Regions from separate parts of the Homo sapiens genome. Here all the other regions are linked to region 1. The links are chromatin contacts, found by Hi-C or POLR2A ChIA-PET in ENCODE. All regions are on one chromosome and are shown on one strand. Each heading gives the region's core, a stretch centred on a gene start or an enhancer-like site at or near the end of the contact. The rest is flanking DNA. Distances are from core to core; before and after follow the strand shown.

Evidence for each region. Hi-C counts contacts between places; a loop is a spot of excess contacts on that map. ChIA-PET counts read pairs that join two places held with the same protein, here RNA polymerase II (POLR2A). Pooled maps may share reads with other maps.
Region 2: a loop to region 1 is called in a map of chondrocyte, with 2.8 times the contacts of the local background. The contact joins the enhancer-like site here to the promoter of DNAJC11 in region 1. A Hi-C loop is called at or near these places in 1 of 168 maps with a recorded cell type or tissue (chondrocyte) and 1 of 50 pooled maps. POLR2A ChIA-PET finds 5 or more read pairs at or near these places in 2 of 52 experiments (AG04450 and activated naive CD4-positive, alpha-beta T cell).
Region 3: a loop to region 1 is called in a map of gastrocnemius medialis, with 5 times the contacts of the local background. The contact joins the enhancer-like site here to the promoter of DNAJC11 in region 1. A Hi-C loop is called at or near these places in 7 of 168 maps with a recorded cell type or tissue (IMR-90, gastrocnemius medialis, heart left ventricle and 3 more) and 8 of 50 pooled maps. POLR2A ChIA-PET finds 5 or more read pairs at or near these places in 1 of 52 experiments (HEK293).

Annotation. Positions count from the first base shown.
Region 1 is chr1:6,700,306-6,703,377 of GRCh38, forward strand. It overlaps DNAJC11 (DnaJ heat shock protein family (Hsp40) member C11), which reads right to left and starts at 1,511. Exons shown (of 16, transcript NM_018198.4): 1 at 1,424-1,511. The coding sequence starts at 1,495. RefSeq lists a silencer at 1,298-1,747.
Region 2 is chr1:7,547,930-7,550,896 of GRCh38, forward strand. All of the region lies in intron 6 of CAMTA1 (calmodulin binding transcription activator 1), which reads left to right. Among named protein-coding and RNA genes, the nearest start is that of CAMTA1-AS1, 110 kb to the left of the region's middle. Within about 2 kb of position 1,547, at least 6 of the 41 ENCODE cell types and tissues checked have a DNase peak (open chromatin) inside an H3K27ac peak, as active enhancers do.
Region 3 is chr1:7,643,954-7,646,903 of GRCh38, forward strand. All of the region lies in intron 7 of CAMTA1 (calmodulin binding transcription activator 1), which reads left to right. Among named protein-coding and RNA genes, the nearest start is that of VAMP3, 130 kb to the right of the region's middle. RefSeq lists an enhancer at 1-358. Within about 2 kb of position 1,470, at least 7 of the 41 ENCODE cell types and tissues checked have a DNase peak (open chromatin) inside an H3K27ac peak, as active enhancers do; they include gastrocnemius medialis and heart left ventricle, where a contact is called at or near this core.

The sequences.
Region 1 (3,072 bases), core at 261-2,760:
GCTGACTCTCTTTTCGGACTCAGCCCATACGCACCCAGGTGATTAAAAAGGTTTATTGCTCACACAAAGCCTGTTTGGTGGTCTCTTCACACGGACGCGCGTGACACTCAAGGATACAGTACCAGAACTAGCAGCTTTGTAGTCCAAGGACTGGTAAGGTAAGGTGACAGACTAGCATGGAGCTCACAAGCTGGGCTCCAGAGTCAGACTGCCTGGGTTGAGTTCAGGCTCTTGCACTTTCTAGTAGTGTGACTTTAGACACACTACTTAATCTCTCTATGCCTTGGTTTCCTCAAGTGTAAATCAAGGGCTATCATAATACTTACCTTAAGAGCTATCCTCAGAATTAAATGAGATAACAGTACAAAGTTCATTCAGCATAGTGGTCCCACACAAGATAAGTTTGTATTATTAACATCACATAGACTAATATTTACTGACAACACACACTGAACCCGCTTTGGTTAGCATAGCCAAACTTGGCTAGCTTTCATTACCACTGGAAAACCTGAGAGATGGAATTAGGAATTCTCTGGCAGGGCTGAAAAGTCTGGACCCATCGGCTTAAAGAAACTGATCCACCTCATGACCTGACCCTGGAAGCCTTCTCGCCCTTCACACCTATCTCAACTCCAGACTAGTCAAGAACAAAGGAGTGTAGTGGGGCCCTACTACTGCCAGGCTATGTGAGACTCTCTCATGTTATCTTTTATTCGTTGAGGAGACAGGGTACAAGTGCTTGGTGTGAATGTTGAAGCTGTTGTTAGGGCACCACTTTTCTGGCCTAGGGCTTCTTCCTAATCTGCAGCCTCCGAGCCGAGGGTCTGTGTCCCGGAGGCTCTGCCTGCAATTTCTGGACATCGGGTCCAGGGGAATGAAAGAGGGCATGAGACGCATGCCTCTGAGGCTGGACCCACTTCAGAGGCAGAGCGTCCCCACGAAAGACTCGGGAACCGGAAAAAGCCCTAAGGACGTTCCCTAGTGGCCTTGACCTTGGTGGGTGAGACTCAGTTCGCCATCCTGCTGGCGGCGGGCGATGACACAGCCCCTCAGCCAGGACGAGTATGTGGGCTGAGCGCGAGACGGGGTCTCGGAGGACTGCTAACCCCACTACGGTGGCCTCCTCGGGGCCCCCGTTTCCTCTTGAGCGTGCGGGGGCCTCTGGCCCTACCCGGACACAGTGCACGCGGCGCACTGGCCTTCAGGAGCTGGGGCGGAGGCTGGCCCCGGAACCCCCGGCGGGAGGGTCTGGGCGGTGGGGACGCCTCCATCGGGCGGCTGGCGTGCACGTCGCCGGGGTCACGCGGCCTCCCCGACGGACCCGAGCCTCCCGTGGCGGGGGTGGGGCGGCCACCGCCAGCCCGGCCCTCCCGAACGACCGGGCTCGGCCTCAGCCCCCAGAGCGTCCAGCCGCTGGCCTCACCTCCCTGCGCACGTTCAGCAACGAGTAATAGTCTTCATTGTCCAGCTCCTCCTCGCTCAAGGCCGTCGCCATCTTCGCAACCTTTCACCCCGCCAAACCGGCAAGGCCGTGCTCAAGAGGGGCCAGTGATCCGCGTCAGGGACAGCGCGGGCCAGCCCGGCTGCGCCACAGCGGCCCCTGGCGGCCCGGAGCCGTCCGCGCCCGGCGGGAGTGCGCCTGCGCTTTGCGCCCCCGCGCGGCCTAGGGCGGGACGCGGCGCCTAGGCAGCCCTGGCGGGGTGACCACGCGGGTGTCTCTTCGTGCTCCCAATGGACGCGTGGCACGCGGCGTGGCTGCGTCCTCGGGGGCCTGAGATCCAGCCAGGACTCCCTAGGGCTTTTCCTGTACTAGAAAGGGAAACTTTGCTTTTTTTTTTTTTTTTTGAGACGGAGTCATACTCTGTCGCCCAGCCTGGTGTGTGTGCAGTGGCGCAATCCCGGCTCACTGAAGCCTCCACCTCCCGGGTTCAAGCGATTCTCCTGCCTCAGCCTCCCGAGTAGCTGGGACTCCAGGCGCGCGCCACCACGCCCAGTTAATTTTTTTGTATTTTTGGTAGAGACACGGTTTCACCATGTTGGCCAGGCTGGTCTGAGGCTCCTGAACTCAGGAGATCCTCGGCCTCCCAAAGTGCTGGGATTACAGGCATGAGCCACCGCGTCCTGCCTAGAAAGGGAAACTTTGAAGTCACCTCCAGGAGATTGTCATCCTCTGGGAGACAAACCCCTGTGATACCACCTGTTACCCCACTGGCCCCAAACTCCTGGAAGAAGCGCGAGGTGCCCCCAGTGCAGGGTGCATCCGGATCCTAGATATCCCCCAAATGACATTTGTTCCTACCTCCATTGTCTTTTCTCTTGGCCACCCAGAAGCCTTCCTGCCCAGAACAGGCCTCCTCATTTTAGTTATTTGTTATTGCTCTAATTTAGGAGCACCTGGCCATCTTTTCTGCTGCTTAAATGACAAAGCAATAACTATTTGGTTCCTGATATAATTGTCTCTGGCAGGCATGTGTACCTGCAGTCCCTACCCCAGAGCCATTCTCCTGTAAATTTCTCCCTTATAATTTATCGGTGGAGTCTAATTGATTTCAACCTGGTGCCTGCTGTTTGGTGCATTATTAAAGATGTCTTGGTTACAACAATCTAAATAATTTAAAGGTCTTCGAAATGACGCCATTGTCAAGGGAAGGTGGACAGCAGCCCACTCTTGCCACCTGTTTGGTTCCCGCTGACCTGCGCAAGTCTCAGAAACCTTTGTTGTTCCTTCACTAACCACCAGTCCATAGCCATCCCCGTTGCCCTTCATAAGCAGGTCTCCTGGGAAGCCCCGAACACCTGTCTGTGGATTTGAGAGGCTGATTTCTTTCTCTTTCTAATTTTTGGCCAGATGTGCACCATCTGGGCCTGTGTCTCATCCCTTCCAAGTTGCCCAGCCCTCTTAGGATCTTTTGGCATGAGACACTTCGGTGTGCTGAGACAGATTGTTCGGGTGGGTTGAGTCAGCCTGAAACAAACTGTCAGCCCAGGTTGTAAATTAAGGGCTATTTCTTTAGTTGTGTGAAGCTTCTCCACAACAGCTTCCATGGTCCATCAGCTCTTCCAGCAATGTTA
Region 2 (2,967 bases), core at 297-2,796, 850 kb after region 1:
TTCTGAAGCCATCTCCAGGCTCAGGGGAAACAGTGACGTGATTGATTAGTAATGTCTGCCATGAACAGAGGGACAGGAAGGGTTCCTGCCACACATATGCTGGCCCCGACTTAAGATGGTCAGTGTGAGCATTTATATTGATCAGGTGACCATATCGTTTTGAGAGAGAAATAAGAATTAACAATTGCAAACAATAAAAGTTGACAGTTATGCTGGGCAACAGGCATTAACCAGGTCACTGGTCATGCCCTGTATGGGTACTGAGGAAGCACAGTTCTGGGTCTGCTCTGTGGTTTTCGACCCTCTGTGTTGGGCACATGTCTACAGTTTCCAGCAGCTCCTTTGCCACCTCCCCCAACTCCTTGCCCTCTTCTGTAGACTGTGGGAGGGTCTGGCAAGCCTCCTTAAGGAGGAAGATTCCCATGCAGGGTGCGCCTTAGGAATGGAGGTGCCCATGGAGGGCACCCCTTAAGGGTGGAGGTGCCCGTGCAGGGTGCCCCTTAGGAGTGGAGGTGCTGGTGGAGGGTGCCCCCTTAGGAGTGGAGGTGCTGGTGGAGGGTGCCCCTTTAGGGGTGGAGGTGCTGGTGGAGGGTGCCCCCTTAGGGGTGGAGGTGCCCGTGCAGGGTGCCCCTTAGGGGTGGAGGTGCTGGTGTAGGGTGTCCCCTTAGGGGTGGAGATGCCCATGGAAGGTATCCCCTTAGGGGTGGAGGTGCTGGTGGAGGGTGCCCCCTTAGGGGTGGAGATGCCCATGGAAGGTGCCCCCTTAGGGGTGGAGGTGCCCATGGAGGGTGCCTCCTTAGGGGTGGAGGTGCCCTTGCAGGGTTCCTCTTAGAGGTGGAGATGCCCATGGAGGTGTCCCTTAGGGGCGGAGGTGCTGGTGGAGGGCACCCCTTAGGGGTGGAGGTGCCCGTGGAGGGTGCCCCCTTAGGGGTGGAGGTGCTGGTGGAGGGTGCCCCCTTAGGGGTGGAAGTGCCCATGCAGGGTGCCCCTTAGGAGTGGAAGTGCTGGTGTAGGGTGTCCCCTTAGGGGTGGAGATGCCCATGGAAGGTACCCCCTTAGGGGTAGAGGTGCTGGTGGAGGGTGCCCCCTTAGGGGTGGAGATGCCCATGGAAGGTGCCCCCTTAGGGGTGGAGGTGCCCATGGAGGGTGCCTCCTTAGGGGTGGAGGTGCCCTTGCAGGGTCCCTCTTAGAGGTGGAGATGCCCATGGAGGTGTCCCTTAGGGGCGGAGGTGCTGGTGGAGGGCACCCCTTATGGGTGGAGGTGCCCGTGGAGGGTGCCCCCTTAGGGGTGGAGGCACCCATGCAGGGTCCCTCTTAGGGGTGGAGGTGCCCATGGAGGGTCCCTCTTAGGGGTGGAGATGCCCGTGGAGGGTGTTTTGACTTCTACTCGGGACTCACCAGGTCCCTTCTCATTTTCTTCCGGGTTGACCTTGTTGGCAGCAGGAAGCTGACCGTATTTGACCTTCTCCTGCCACCACAGAACCCCTTGGCCACCTCCCTCATCCTTATTCCCCCGATTGGTGCCCACAGAACCTGTGCTTGGCTGTCAGCAAAGGCGTCAGAAATGGGATGACTCATTTCCTCTCCAATGCCCTGGGGCATTCAGAAAGTCTACTTGTGGAAAAAGTGCTTTAGATAAAATGCAGTTGTGGACTGGCCCAGCTTTAGTTTAAATCTTTTCATCTCACAAATATTTTTAAGGACCCACTATCAATCAGACAATGTCCTCAAGTGATATGTGAGGTTCATGAGTGATTAAAACAAAGACACCTGTGGGCCGGGAGAGACAAACAGAAAAGAAAAAAATGAGTAACTCAAGCATGTCAGAAAGTGATATGTGTTGTAGGAAGAAGAAAGAGCTCAGAGTAAGAATGGGAGGGTGAGGGCGGGAGGGTTTCATTCTTCAAGAACTTAGGAGAGCCTCCTGTGTGCCAAGCGCCCAGGCTTGGCCCTGGGGGCTCAGAGAAGAGGCTGGCCCCATCTCAGAGACCACAGCATCTATAGAGAGAGGAACATAAGAGACAGAGGTTAGGGGCTCTGGTGCTCGGAGGAGGAGTCTCAAAGGAATCTGAAAGAGGGAAGGAAGGAGGAGGAGGGTGTGCAAAGGAGGAGAATCCCAAGGAGTCATTGCAGGGGAGTGGAGGAGAGGGTGCAGGGAGTGGAGGAGAGGGTGAGTTTCTGGGAGGGGCTGGAGTGAGGCTAAGGGTGCCCAGAGGCAGAAGACAGCTGAGCTGACCTAGTAACTTTGGATTTAAAAATCTGTGAATCCACAGCTCCCAGAGTGGTAGGAAGAGAAGCTGATACAGAGGGTTAATGGAGTGTTAAATGCAGATCTTTCTTTGGAGACCCTGGTCTGGGAGGGGAAGAACAAGATGATGGTTCCGGAGTCCAGTGAGCAAGTTTAACCTGGGCCACTCACCATTCCTTTTTGCCTCAAGAGTGTGGCCCTGATCCAGAGTCCTGAATGGGGAAGCCCAGGGCCTCCCACTGCCTGTGCCACCCAGCCACTCCCACCCGGCTTTCTCCCACCTGGACCTCCCCTCCCTGGCCCTGGCCACCTGGGCCCCTCCCATATGGTAGGGGCCTCGCCCTCTGTCCCCTCCCCATAATCCCTCCCACCTGGGCCCCTCCTACCTGGCCCTCTCCTACCTGACCCTCTTTAACGTGATCTTTTCCTACCTGGCCCCCTCCCACCTGGCCCCTCACCTAACCACACCTACCTGGCCTCCTCGCAGCTGGCCCTCCCCTACCTGACTCTGTCTCACACAGTCCTCTCCTACCTGGCCCCTCCCCCTGACTCCTCCCCACTGAACCCTGACACCTGCCCCTCCCACCCGGCCCTCTCCTACCTGACCGTCTTTCACATGGTCCTCTCCTACCTGGCCCCTACCACCCGGCCCCCTCACCTGACCACACCCACCCAGCTGACCCTCTCTCACCTGGGCCTCTCTCTCCCAGGCCCAGCAG
Region 3 (2,950 bases), core at 220-2,719, 940 kb after region 1:
GAATCAGGCGGGTCACCCAACACTGGAGCCAAACACATTAGCTTCATCCCATTTTCACATAAATCGCGTGCCTTCGAAGACTTCACAGTTTGATTTCCTGATGTTTCCAAATTTCCCTGCCCGCCAGCGGAGTTGTCAGCGGTTTAATCACAATGTCGTGCTCCCCAGGGCTGAAGGGAGATGGGTCTGCAGCCTTCACCTCACCTGCTGTGAGATGGGGGCTCCGTGACCTTATGCCCTGGGAATCTCACCAGGCTGATTCAGAGAATCCCATCCTGGTCCTTGCAGCTGTGCCCTTTGGTCAGAAGGGGGCTTCCCTTCCACCTGCAATCTGAGGAATGCTTCCTTCAGATGAAAAAAAACACACACAGAAATAAATGAAGATAGCTGATAGGAATTCCCAGGACATTCCCAGAGATCTTTCCTGTCTTTTGGAATCCCTTCTGTAATCATGAGACTATGGGTCCTGCTGCTATGAGGAAGACCAAAATAACAGTGGCTTCAATGAAAGGGAAGCTCCTTTGGCTTTCATGTCACAGTTCAGGGTTGATGTGGCAGCCCCAGGGTCAGGGATCGGCCACCCTGGCTCCCTCCGGGTGGCTGCTCCCCATTCCTAGGGCTTTGCCTTCTTTTACATGGTCCAAAATGGCTACTCCAGCTCCTGCCATTGCAACTGCATTCCAACCAGTGGAAAGAGGAGAAAATAAGGTGGAGGGTGAGTTCCTTCCCTTTAAGCCCACAACTTGCATACATCATTTCATCTCTGGTGTCGTTGGACAGAATTTTGTCATATGGTTACTCCTAGTTGCAAGAGAGTCTGGGAAGTGTCGTTTTTTGCTTTGTAGTTCCATCCTAACGTACTTTGGGGAAAGAGGTTCTGCATGTGAATCATTCAGGGCTGAGTAGAGCTGTGCTTAGCCTGGGGTGCCCCTGTGGGCTTCAGCTTTCTGGCTTATAGTGCACAGAATTGCCCATCTCAGTCCAAGGCCTGGCAATGACTGTCTGAGGCGCCGTCTGAGGCCTGGAGTTTACAGTACGCAAGTGATCTAAAGCTTAGTATGTCTCATCCTGGAAATTCCAGGGTCTGTTCCAATGCAGCTGGTCTGAGAGAGCACCAGATTTGCACCCAGTAAACCCCCATAGTGTGAGTGAGGAGCTGAAGGGGGAGTCCTCTCCTCCCAGATTAGCCACTGAGAGATGACTTTGAGTGGAGTCGACTGCTCTGCCAGGCAGGCTCTGTGCTTCTGTCCTGCCAAGCTGGCAGGAAACTTGCTCAGTGATCTTGGGCTGCTCAGAGCCACAGTGGTTCTAAACTGCCATGCCCCAAACCTTGCACCCTTGGCTCCACTGGAACCTACAGAAAGCCAGATGGAACCGTTTCCTCGGAGAAGATCCTCTCCCTCTGAGCACCCGTGGCTTTCTTCCCTGCCCATTTCCTGGCAGCCCAGGAGGGGATGGCACGCCAGGCATTTCCCAGCAAGCTGTTGGTGAGGTTGTTCCATCCGGAGTGAGTGGCGAGGGCATGACTTCTAAGCTGTGTTCACAGCCCTTCCCGTGTGGTGATCTTGTCCCAGCTCTCCCACCTGGAGGCTCCTCTTGGAGTGCCCTGGCTGGCCAGATGGCCCTGCAGCCATGAGCAAGTCCTAGGCCTTCCTGCAGGCTTCGAAGGCCCGGAAATCAGCAGGCAGCTCCCCCAGCCGCCTCGGGGTTTAGCTCCACCCTGCCTGCCAGCCCCAGAGCTCCGCTGGCATCAGGCCAGAGTACTCAGGCCTCTGGGGCAGGTGTCCTCTGCAGCACTGGGCGGGCGGCAGGAGGGCTGGCTGTGGAATCAGCAGAGCCCCAGGGCCTACGCCCACACCACACAAGTGCTCTGTGCACCTCCATGCTTCTGCACGGGCACACGACGTATCCACAGGCACGAGTGTGTGGGGATTCAGCACCTCCACCCCCACACTTCCTCCAAAAGCAACCTCACCTCCATGGCAGGTGGTGGAGGCCATAGTAAATGTGAGGCCACAAAGGCCATGTTGAAAGTGGAGGTGGAGGCCATCCTGAATGTGGGGTGGAGGCCATAGTGAGTGCAGGTGAAGGCCCTGGTGAGTTTGGTGGGGGCCCTGGTGAATTGGGTGGAGGCCATGGTGAGTTGGGTGGAGGCCCTGGTAAGTGTGAGCGGAGGCCCCGTTGAGGTGGATGGAGGCCCTGGTGACTGCAGGTGGAGGCCATGGTGACTGTGAGGGTGGAGGCCATGGTGATTGTGAAGGTGGAGGCTATGGTGAGTTGGGTGGAGGCCCTGCCCTGGTGAGTTGGATGGAGGCCATAGTGAGTGTGGTTGGAGGCCACGGTGAGTTGGGTGGAGGCCCTGGTGAGTTGGGTGGAGGCCACGGTGAGTTGGGTGGAGGCCCTGGTAAGTTGGATGGAGGCCATAGTGAGTGTGGTTGGAGGCCCTGGTGAGTTGGGTGGAGGCCCTGGTGAGTGTGACTGGAGGCCCTGTTGAGGCGGATGGAGGCCCTGGTGACTGAGGGTGGAGGCCATGGTGACTGTGAGGGTGAGGGCCCTGGTGAGTGGTTGGAGGCCATGGTAACTGTGAAGGTGGAGGCTGTGGTGAGTTGGGTGGAGGCCCTGGTGAGTTGGGTGGAGGCTCTGGTGGGTTGGGAGGAGGTCCTGGTGAGTGTGAGCAGAGGCCCTGGTGAGGTAGAGGCCCTGGTGACTGAGGGTGGAGGCCATGGTGACTGTGAGGGTGAAAGTCATGGTGAGTTGGGTAGAGGCCATGGTGACTGTGAGGGTGGAGGCCATGGTGAGTGGGGTGGAGGCCACAGTGAGTTGGAATGGAGGCCCTAGTGAGTGTGAATGGAGGCCCTGTTGAGTTGGGTGGAGGCCCTGGCAAGTGTGGGCTTGCTTGTGCTGTCATGGCCCCCACAGTCCATCTCCCCTAACACACTGGTCCTCACCT